Regions from separate parts of the Homo sapiens genome. Here region 1 is linked to region 2. A link is a contact called in ENCODE Hi-C or POLR2A ChIA-PET data. All regions are on one chromosome and are shown on one strand. Each heading gives the region's core, a stretch centred on a gene start or an enhancer-like site at or near the end of the contact. The rest is flanking DNA. Distances are from core to core; before and after follow the strand shown.

Region 1 (6,189 bases), core at 2,790-5,289, 140 kb before region 2:
TGTGACCACAGAGGCAGAGGATGGAATGATATGCCTACAAGAAGCTGGAAGAGGCGGGGAATGGATTTCCCCTCGTTCCAACCAGTATTCAAGGTCCAACTCAAGGCTATCCACAACTCTGCTTCACTGTCTGAATTGCTATGATGTGACTGATGCCTGAGAAGCCCTGAGTCAGATATCATTACAAGTGTCCACCTAGACTCCCCAGTCTCCTGGTAACTCCTTTGGCTTCTGTACAGAACAATGACAGTTTCTTTCATTTCTTTCATATCCCCTTTGCTATAGACAAAACTATAAAACCTTAGAGAGGTCTCTTAAAACATTTCCCACATTCCTTAAGTGCTAACTTCCATACTTCATCTTTTGCAGATGGCCTTACCTCCTAACTTCCTCAGACATCTGAGCCATTGAACAAGACCTACTCTCACCCAGTCTCTCTTCCTTCTATCTAGCTCAGAGTAGCAGCTGAGCCACCTTGCCAATAACTCCTGTACCTGTGCTCTCTCTTTTAAAAAAAAGCTTTTCTTCTTATTTAGAAAATATATATTCCCTGGAAAAAAATGGAGAAAACATAGCCCTATTACTCAGAAATAATAATTATTCACATATTGGTGGATACCTTTCTAAATTCTGTATGTATGTGTGTGTGTGTGTGTGTGTGTGTGTGTGTGTGTGTATATATATATACACACACACACGTATATATATGTATATATATGTATATATATATGTATATATATATAACTTTTCTTGTACATTTAGGTTCTTTCCAATGCTTTTCCACTTTTTTTTTAAAGAGATGGGGCCTTGTTCTGTCACCCAGGCTGGAATGCAGTGGTACAATCATATTAATAGGTCACTGCAGCCTGAAAATTCCTGGGCTCAAACAATCTTCCTGCCTCTGCCTCCTGAGTAGCTGGGACTACAGTTGTGCACAACTACAACTATTTTTTGTCTTTTTGTTTGTTTGTCTGAGTTTTTTGTAAGAAGCAGGGTCTCACTACGTTGCCCAGGGTGGTCTCAAACTCCTGGGCTCAAGCGATCCTCCCACTTTGACCTCCCAAAGCACTGGGACTACAGGCATGAGCCACCATGCTGGCTCTGTTTTTCCACTATCATAAGCATTCTAGTATATTCATATTTTCAGACCTGTGTGATTATTTCCCTTAAAAAAATTCCTGAAGTAAATCTTTTCTCTTTGTCTACAAAACAGGCTGAAGCTTCCCATGACTTGAAAAGCCCTTCTCATAGTCATATGATCCTCAACACTTCCCCCTTCCTTAACTCTCTCTCTTATTAAAAGAACAGTTGATATTCATTACCTCTATTTTCTCACTCACACCCACCACATCACTAGACACCCCCAAGGTCATAAAGGACCTCGCTAATAAACCTCCTTCAAGTACCACTGACCCTTTCTTCTTAAGACCCTTTCTTTACCTTCCAATATCCTCCTTTGATGTCCATTTCTCTGGTATGCCTCCTTCACTGAGCTCCACTTCTCACCTCCTGCCCTGAATACAAACAGGCCCAAAGCTCCACTCAAAGTCCTCTGATCTTTTCCCCACACATCCTCTCTCAGAATCTACATTAAAGGGCTTTGCTTGCGTTTGTTGCCCAATAGCTGACTGCCAAACCAACATCTCTGTGTTAAGTCTCTATTTTGGGTTCTACTTTGCAGAAAGCCTGCCTGCTAGACACCACCAGGTGGACGGCCCATCACTACCCCAAATGCATGGTGTTTCTCTTGACCAAGGTCCCAATCAAATCTTATTTTTATTTTGCCTTTCATTTTTTTATGAATTTGTCATCCTCACCAATGAATTGTTAAAAAAAAAAAAAAAAAAAACAACCTAATTGTGACAACTAAATATAATGTGATACCTGGATGGGATCCTTAAACAGAAAAAGGACATTAGGTAAAAGCTAAGGAAATCCAAATAAAGTATGAACTTTATTAATAATAAGTTAATAATGTATAAATATTGGCTCATTAGTTGTGACTAGTATACTGTACAATGTGACATGCCATAGTTATGAGCAGTGTAAGACGTCAATAAGAAGAAAAACTCGGTTGGGTATATGGGAACTTTCTATAGCACTTTTACAATTTTTCTGTAAATTGAAAACTATTGTAAAATAAAAAGTTTTATTTTGGTTTTTATGTTAGACCTTGTGAATGGGAAAATGGTATAAGACTTTAAGGAGGTTCACATATGATTGAAGAGATGATAGGTATGTGTAAAAAGAGACATAATGTATAGCAAAGTCAGTGGAAGGAACATTCCCTTTGAGATTCGGTGGGATTTGATCTGGTCCTTGAAGAAAGTGGAAGGATGGGGGAATCCATTCTAGAGAAAGAGGACAACCTAGACAAAGGCCCAGAAACAGGCATAAGTGAGATGGAATTAGGAAGAGTAAGGATTTCTGTAGTTGCAGGTTAATCTACAAACCTGCAGAAGCCAGATGAACAGGGGTGTGGCTGTCAGGTTAGGCTGTTGGGAGCCCCCAGAGGTTTTGGAATAGCAGGATATTTTAGGAAAATGTTCTGTCAGCTGCTTATAGAATAGATACGAGAGGGAAGGAAGAGAAAACAGAACCATTTTAAGAGTGCAAAGATAGGGGTAGTAATGGCCTAGTTTGAATGCTGCCAGTGTGGGGGTGAGGGGACTATGAGAGTGACAGACATGTTTCCAAGGAAGGGCCTGTGGTACTTGATGATTAGCTCAGTGCAGGAGCTAAAGAAATGTAGGATGACACCAAGAGGGTGAGCCTCGCTAGCTGAGAAGAGCATGCCACCACTTGCAGATGAAGGGTAAGTTGGAAAACAAAATTTGACTAGAGAATATATCTTAATAATTCACCTATACATTAAAGCTGACTTTTTGTTTGTGTACAGAACTAAATGGTTTCTAAAAGTGTTAGTTCCCTCAGATCACTTCAAGTACTTTTTAAAAAGTGGAGGATTATTGCTGCCTTTATCAGGATAAAGGATTGAACATAATAAAACACAAAACCAATTCTTTAAAATAAGTCATTTGAGATTAGTTTCAAAAAACAAAAAAAAACAAAAAACAACAAAAAAAACAAAACTAACCACCTCTTATCTAGGTCCAAAGAGGTCATATCCAGTAATGGTTAGATAATAAATTGGCTATTCCTAAATAAACCTGCATGAAAGACTGAACGACTTAATACTGAAAGATGGAAAGAGATGTCTTTGCAAACTCTAAATATATTCTGGAGTGATGATGTGAAATCTTTAATTTAGGTAAGCAAATTATAAAGCAACATAAAACTGTTAAATGTGGTCCTCTACTACAAAGTTTATCTCTCAATGTCCATTTTTTTAAGGAATTTAAAAATATGTCCATTCCACTAAACAATTACATTCTTTTTTATATACACAAATATTTTCACAAAATATACTTGCCTTGATATGTTCTAACCAATGAGTAGACTCCAAACTGGACAACCAATGAGATTCTTCTACATTAGGATAAACAATGTCCTTCACTTTTTTTAAAGATTCCCGCATAACATGAATATTATGAATGTCTAAGAAGAAAAGTTCGGCGTTATGATATGCATCATCACTTTCATATCCTCCTCCTGTTGCCTAAGAAACAACATGAAATACAAACAATCAGTTGAGTTTTCTATTTCATCAGAAACTTACACAAATATTTCTAGTTATTTGTCCTCCAAATAACCCCAAACCCTCCAATTTAAATGAATAATTGATGTGACTTGACTTCCTAGCCAACAACAAGTCTCAAAAACATTAGTCATACTTTGAGTTGAAAAAAAGACAGAAGGCTGGCAATTTCCTGGGGAATCTGTATTCCTAAGGAAAAAAATCATCCTCAAAATGCTCTATAATTAATAGCTCTTCTTCCGGATCTGGAAAGGCAAAAGCAGGTTGTGAAAGGTCCTCGTTCTCCATTAGTTTTGTATCTCTAATAGTACTCTTCAGGGGGAAGGCGGGAGGCAGCCAGACTGAGGCAGCAGCAGGCACCTCTGGCACTGTAACAGCACTCACGTAGGACGTGATGCATTAGAGGAAAACAACAGGCTTTGGAGACAGACCCAGGCTGAGATAGCTCAGCTTCAGCTTCTCCTTGCCATGTGATCTGGGACAAGGCACTTAACATTTCTGAGCCTCAACATCCTCTCCTGTAAAATAGGGGATAATATTACCTAGGTCTCATACTATTAAAGGAACCACACTCTATTATAATAGCTAATGCCAGCCACTGTTTAATGAACTCCTATGACATCCCAGGTACTGTGACTCTTGCTTTACATAATTTTCTCTCTTCAGCAGTGCTGCAAGATAGGTATTACTGTCCCCATTTTGCCAATGAGAAAACAGAAACTCAGAGACGCTAGTTAACTATCCCCTAAGTCACATAGGTAATAAGTGGAATTTAAGTCTAAGTCTGGCTTCAAAGCTCGAACTTTTTCTACTAAACCATGACTATTTCTCTGCTATGCAAACACCAATGAGAGAGCACTGCACATAGTGAGCTCTGAAAGAATAGAAGATTTCAAGAGGAGACAAGATGGCTACCGCCTACTGCAGCAACTACAAGTATTAACTTGCCAGGGCAGGCTTTGGTTCATCTTCACAGCATGGTGAAGAGTGCCCATTTTCCACACTGACAAAAAGAGATGCTATGGTTTCATTTAGGAATCTGGCTGCATTCTGCTTAAACGTTTTGAAATGGCATAGAACACGTGGCCTTTGGCCCTTTAAGAAAAAGTTAAACAGTTCTGAGACTTGCAAAGAAAACAATATTATACTAACTCCAGAGTGCCTGTAGGAACAGAACAGGGAAACATCTGCCTGGGGCTGAAGAGGAAAGGAGAAGTCACCAGACAAATGTGCCATAGCTACAATATGCCTATTTTCTCTTTATTAACAACAATGGAAGGAATATAAGCTTGTAGCCATGGATAGAAGGGCCAAAGAAACTTAGGTTTTTTTTTGTTTTTTGTTTTTGTTTTTTCCTGGAGGTAGTCACAGAAAAAGGTTTCCTGCAGAAGTAAGGCTACCATCCATTTAGGTTTCAAACTTGGAGACCTATGTTAAAAGCCAGAGATCTTGGTCTCTAAAGACTCTAGGCAAGAAAATATAGTTAGGCAGAAATATTTCTTTAGAGCGTGCTCTAAATAGTATCACTGGTAAGTAGACAGTAAACATTCACAGTGTTGTTTTAAAAAAGTTATTAGCTAATAAATAAGCAATTTATTATTTAAGTGGGCCACTTTCTCCTCTTCCTGCTTCTCTACACATGTGGTTTTTAAATAGTTATGGTGATTTTCAAAGAGATTCTTGAAACTAGAGTTCTCTTCATAAATAACTGAAAATAAGTGAAAAAATAAAAGGAAAAATATACTTTATTACTCATCGCTAATGTTTCTGGTAAAAACAGACATTAGCACAGTTCCACATTAATTCATCACGATGTACCGCCACAAAAATAGAAGCGGCTTGCTGCTAGATCTTACCAATCCTTGGATTTTGTTTAATTTAAAATGATGTGCCGTTGCTTGTTGCATCTGGGGATGTAAATTTCTAAATATCCGTAAGGGAGGAACAATTAGGTCCAAGGAGAACAGAAGGTCAGAAAGGGCAACAATCAATTAGTCAAGCACACACTGAGTTCCTGAAAGTTCAAATTCTACATCTCTGGTTACTTTTGAAGTATTCTTTTTGGTTTTCCTTTCTTCAACAAAAAAGAACAATGTAGATTACCTAGGACGATGATGTAAAGGTCTACGGGCCTGTTGCTATGGATATTAGCGACTAGCGGAGAGACACAGCAGAGGAAGGGAGAAACAAGTGAGCTTTTTAAAAGAATGACAGAGATCTGTAAAGCTTAGGCTTTTTCCCTGATATTTTCCTTCCCTCGACTCCTAAGAGGACTAGAAATAGAAGCTTGTTTCCTGAGTGTTAAAAAGGCCTTCAGGAATTCTGTTGCTGGAATGAGCTTTAATTAGTGTATCCATTTCATGCATTTTAATATTCTAAAATATTCTTTGTAAATACTTCATTGTAATGCTATATCATATCTATTTCAGGCTAAATATGTACATGAAAATATTGCTATATATATATATATATATATATATATTCACCCTGAAATATATATGAAAGATAATAGGTACACAGATATATAAAAT
Region 2 (5,313 bases), core at 1,602-4,101:
CAACATTTGTTCAACTGAACGGTAATGGGTTTCCTTTCTGAAGGCTGAAATCTGGGAGCTGACATTCTGGACTCCCTGAGTTCTGAAGAGCCTGGGGATGGAGAGACACGGAGCAGAAGATGGAAGGTAGAGTCCCAGGTGCCTAAGATGGGGAATACATCTCCCCTCATTGTCATGAGAGTCCACTCTAGCTGATATCTACTGTGGCCAATATCTACCGGTACTTTTTTGGGGTGGACACTGAGTCATGCAGCAGTCTTATGGTTTACCCAAGGTCAGGTAGGGGAGACAGTGCAGTCAGAGCACAAGCCCAGTGTGTCTGACCCACCCAAGAATCCATGCTCGTATCTACAAAAATGATTTTTTCTCTTGTAATGGTGCCTAGGTTCTTTTATTATCATGGCATGTGTATGTTTTTCAACTAGGTTACAATCTGGCCTTATAAGGTTAACCTCCTGGAGGCCACCAGCCTTCCTGAAACTTGTCTGTGCTGTCCCTGCAACTGGAGTGTGCCTGATGTGGCACTCCAGCCTGGACAAGTGGGACACAGACTCCGCTGTTATCAGGCCCAAAGATGTCTTCCATAAGACCAGAAGAGCAATGGTGTAGAGGTGTCATGGGCTACAATAAAGATGCTGACCTCCTGTCTGAGGGCAAGCAGCCTCTTCTGGCCCTCAGACAAATGCTGAGTGTTCCCAAGACTACCCTCGGCCTGGTCCAATCTCATCCCACTGGTGCGTAAGGGTTGCTGAACTCATGACTTCTTGGCTAGCCTGCAACCTCCACGGAGTGGGAACTACATCAGGCATTTTGCTAACTGCTGTATCCTAGGCCAATAAATGTTGATCACATTTATAGCTGCCATGGTAGGGTGGGGACCCCTGCTATCTATCTGTGGAGGCTCTGGGAGCCCCTGACACAAACTTTCTGAAGCAGAGCCTCCCCAACCCCTTTTCCATTCCCTATACCTGACAGATGGCCCAGGAACCCATTAGAAATGGAAGGTCACTGCAGCAGTATGTGAATGTGCGTGTGGGAGAAGGGCAGGATCAGAGCCCTGGGGGTGTGGCAGCCCCCAAGTGATTCTAATCCAGATCCTAGGGTTGTTTCCCTGTCCCATTGAAATAGCTGCTTTAAGGGGCCTGACTCAGGGAAATCAGTCTCTTGAATTAAGTGGTGATTTTGGAGTCATTTAGACCAGGCCTTCAATTGGGATCCTGCTCTTAGAGTTGGATGAATTATTTAACTGATTTTCAGATCTCCTCTTTCTCAATGCTTTCAGAAGCACAGTAACTGCTTACTCTGAAATGAATTCTCACCCCACTTCCACATATGCACCCCTTGCCCACCCCTTTGGGAACACTGGCCTTAACTGCTTACCTTCAAATGGACTCATCTGTTGGGAGATATATGCATTCTGCCGTTCAGGGGTCATTGCCATAAGACCTGATCTCTGTTCCTCTTGCTAAACAGAAGATGAAAAAGACAAATTAGATTACAGCTACCAATTAATAATTAGCCTTAGGATCGCTGCGTGGGGACCTAGGACTTGGCTTTGGTGCAGCAGAAAGCATGAATAAACACACCAGCATACACTCGCATGCATGCCCCACCCTCTCGAGCAAAATTCCACAGGTATAAATAAAGTAAGATTCTGCACCTGGGTTAAAAACACAACTGCAACAGCATAGAATGGGGCAGGAGAGACAGAACTTAATAGCAAGAGCACACAGAAAAAAGTTTTAGGCATTTTGGATGTCCATCTGCTCAGGATGGGTCAGCAGTGAGATGCGGTCACCAAAAGAACAAATGTAACATTAGGCTGCATTAATAGAAGCAGAGTATGTAGAAGGAGGGAGGTGACAGTCCTATGCTAACTCTGCCTTGGCCAGACTATACCCACAGGAGTCTGGGCATGCCAGTCTCAGGGAGACCCAGACAGACTGGCTGCATTCAGAGGATGGTAAGTAATGAGAGTGGGGATTGGACTTCAAACTACCCAGACAAAGAATGGCTGAGCAAGCCAAGGATGCTGTGGCTGGGGCAGAGCAGACTGTGGGCTATGTAGTGGTGGATACCTAGCCTCTGCAGGGCTGTCATAGGGAAAGGACATTGAGAAGAGGACTGAGGCTTGTTCCTGGTGGTCCTGGCATGAACGGCCAGATGATCACATGGTCAGGTGGACACAGTCTCCAACACTGGGAGTAGCCAAACACTTACTGCCAACCTCCCGCCCTTCTCCTGACTAGTTGCAGCATAGGCAATTGGGAGGAGCTTCCTGTCTCCATCTGAAAGCTGGCTGGGTGGGCAGGGGGAGGAGCGAGCCAAGTTTCAAGGCCGCAGTTTCAGCACTCAGTCTGGGATCGGCTCAAGGAGCAAAGGGGAAGAACATAGCCAGGAGGGAATAACATGAAGGCCCCCAGACCCAGAAAAGGCATGACTTGCTCTGAGACCCTCAGCCAGTTGGTGTCAGGTTGTGACTCGGATCCAGGTCTGACTCCCAGTCCAGTGCTTGAAGCCTCACCCCACACAGTGAGGGGAGCCCGGCCATCTCTGCTCAACTGCTGCCATCTCTCTCCCCTTCTCAACCACCAAGGCAGCTCTGTCTGGGAGCACAAGCTCCAAGTCCACTTTCTGGTCTGTGTCCCCCCGAAGATGCCAGAGGACTTGCCTCTACAACACGGGCTGCCCGTGCAGTGCCTGCTTTTCCAGCAAAGGGCTTCTGGGAACCCTTCTCTGCACTCAGTGGGGCTGGTGGGAGTGGGGCGGGGTAGCGACCCAGTGCTTGGGACTGTGCCCGGCTCTCAGGCCTGGCAGCAGTTCCTGGCCTTGGTTCCTGCCAAGGCAGAGAGGACAAACACATGGCACCGGGAAGACTACACCAGAAGCGATTCCACCAGACTGGGGTTTGCTTTTCTATCCCGCCCTTAGCCTGCTTCCTGTCCTGGTCCCTGCCTCCCCCTCCACTGGAGCTGCCGTGTGGGCAGTGAGGGGCTGTTTCTCAGCTGCCCTATGGAGCTGCCCTCTCCCTGCCAAAGCATTGGCAAGGCGGCAAGGGGTGGGGGTGGGGATGGGGGGTGGGATCTGCCTTCTCAAGCTCTCATTATACTGAGCACGTCTCACCCATTATTTTATGTCATCTAGCAACACCCCATGTGGACACTGAGGAGCATGGGGGTCACATGACCACTGCCCAAGGCCACACCATCCGGATCTGCCTGAGATGGTCAGGGTTGGCAGCCATTTCTGAAGGCAGTCCTTTCGCTTTGGCTCTTCTTGTACCAGTCTCAGGACATCAGGGCAGAAGATCTACAGTCCCCAGCTTACTGATGTGACAGCAGAGGCTCAGAGAGGTTAAATGACTTGCCCAAGGTGACACGGCTAAGAAGTACAGTATCTCCTAACTGCAGACCAGGTGCTTCCGCTGCTTCTGGGGACAGATTCCTGCGTGGCTGGCTAGGTCTAAACGGTCCTTAACTCCATCCCCACCGGTTGCTGCATTAGTTTCATCAAATAACACAGTTGTACAGAGGTAGGGGTTCAGGGGCAGGGGCAGATGGAGGCTGGAGAGTGTGACTAAGGAAACAGCAGGGGAAGTGCGGTAAAGTCCGAAGGGAGGGACGGAAAGAGAAAGCCAAGCCCAGGGGCGTGCCAGACAAAAGGAAAGGCCACGCCGGGGCAGGGCAGGCTTCAGCGGGTGCTGGGGCGTCTTCATCCCGGGAAGCACACATTCCAGAGGACCCCGGAGTCTAATGGAAAAGCTGGCCAGCCTATCACTATGGAAACTGCCAAGGCCACACAGCGCTGCTGACACCCAGCCTGGGTGCCGGTGGCCAGCTCTGCAGGATCTTCAAGTCTGGGGTGCCACCAGCAAGCGACGGTCCTCCATGGTCTCTTCACCTTACGGCAGTGTCCAGAGGCACCGCCAGTCCTCTGCTCCTATGCTGGTCCTGCTGTCCCTGGCCAAAGGAGCCAGAGCATTCTCTCCAGGCCTCCCGAGGAGGCTGCTTCCTTTGTTTTGCAGATGGAGGCTCCCATCCTTTGTTCTGAATCAATGTGCTCCAAAGATAAGCCCCAAGAAAACAGTTGTTGCCTTTTGACACTGACAATTAGAATCGTTGGAAAATGGAGAAAACAGGAAATGACAAATGGTTTCAGTGACCAGGAGGAAACCGTGCCTGAAAGTTGCTGCTTAGTGACTGGGACACTCGCTTTCTGCTCTCTTATGAAGGACAGCCTAGGCCGTGTGGCCTTTTATAAACAAAGCTATGAAGGGGTCGTCAAATTTTCTAGGGCTGCAACTGTGGCACTACGTCCTGTTGTGCCAGGTGACACTGACAAGCAGCACTGAGTTCTATGCAAGCCCAGGTGTGCTTCTCTCATGGTGACCCCCAGAGAACTAAGGCCCAGCTCTTCCTCTGTCACACCCCTCCCAGCCCCCACTGTCAGACAAGGGACCACATTCACAGACAGTCTCAGCCAAGATGGCAACCTTGGAAGTCCTGGGGATGCCTTTCTAGAAGCTTTAGGCTGACGCCAGGGAGCTGTAAAGCCCCCACCTGTCCCTGGGGGTTGTGTGCTGGGCAGGAGAGAGGGGAAAGAGCCCAAACTCCACCACTGCCTGCTGGCACAACTGAGCCCACGCCAGGCACTGCACCAGCTTCACTCACCAGCTACCACATGCTAATGTCTCCTGTTTACCCAGGTGCAATCACCTGAGTGCTGCTTTCTCACCACTGCATGGGAAGAATGATCTCATTACCAATTCAACCACTTAAGCAGGCAAAAGGACTCCAACGGGGGAAAGGCAGAGGACAAACGATTCGGGGACTGAGACAGATGCCCACAAAATGTTCCTGGATTTTAGCCGGATTCGGGCTGAAGTTCCTTGCCCTATGAGCCCTTGGAGGAGAGCATCCTGACTCAGACAAGAATTCAAATGACAAGACTTCTGGGGGATGGCAGTGAATGGATCCAAAGCCTTGTTTTATAAAGAATGTGGAGGAAGGGAGGAAGGAAGGGAGGGAAGGGGAGACTGAGAGGGAGAGAGAATAAAGAAGAGGAAGAGAAGGAAGAGGAGGAGGAGGAAGGGGAGGGGAGAGGAAAAAGGGGAGGGTAGAGGAGGAGGGAGAAGGGGAAGGGAGGACAGAAGAGGGGAGGGAGCGGGGAGATTATCTACCCCTCCATGCTAGGGAACTCCTGTCTCCTTTTCCAGCAGACACTGCTCCATGAGTGCCCCCACAGAGAGCCAGCCTGCCACACAGCAGAAGGTGCTCAGCTATCTGTCCCAAAGGTTGAGCACTAGTGTATTCC

Evidence for each region. A loop is a pair of places that touch in the nucleus more often than their neighbours do. ChIA-PET counts read pairs that join two places held with the same protein, here RNA polymerase II (POLR2A). Pooled maps may share reads with other maps.
Region 1: a loop to region 2 is called in a map of endothelial cell of umbilical vein, with 11 times the contacts of the local background. The contact joins two enhancer-like sites. A Hi-C loop is called at or near these places in 1 of 168 maps with a recorded cell type or tissue (endothelial cell of umbilical vein) and 1 of 50 pooled maps. POLR2A ChIA-PET finds 5 or more read pairs at or near these places in 1 of 52 experiments (MCF 10A).

What each region holds. Positions count from the first base shown.
Region 1 is chrX:150,647,146-150,653,334 of GRCh38, reverse strand. It overlaps MTM1 (myotubularin 1), which reads right to left. Exons shown (of 15, transcript NM_000252.3): 10 at 3,434-3,619. Among named protein-coding and RNA genes, the nearest start is that of MTMR1, 43 kb to the left of the region's middle. Within about 2 kb of position 4,039, at least 3 of the 41 ENCODE cell types and tissues checked have a DNase peak (open chromatin) inside an H3K27ac peak, as active enhancers do; they include endothelial cell of umbilical vein, where a contact is called at or near this core.
Region 2 is chrX:150,506,114-150,511,426 of GRCh38, reverse strand. MAMLD1 (mastermind like domain containing 1) reads right to left here. Exons shown (of 8, transcript NM_005491.5): 7 at 1,381-1,465. The coding sequence ends at 1,425. Among named protein-coding and RNA genes, the nearest start is that of MTM1, 60 kb to the left of the region's middle. Within about 2 kb of position 2,851, at least 23 of the 41 ENCODE cell types and tissues checked have a DNase peak (open chromatin) inside an H3K27ac peak, as active enhancers do; they include endothelial cell of umbilical vein, where a contact is called at or near this core.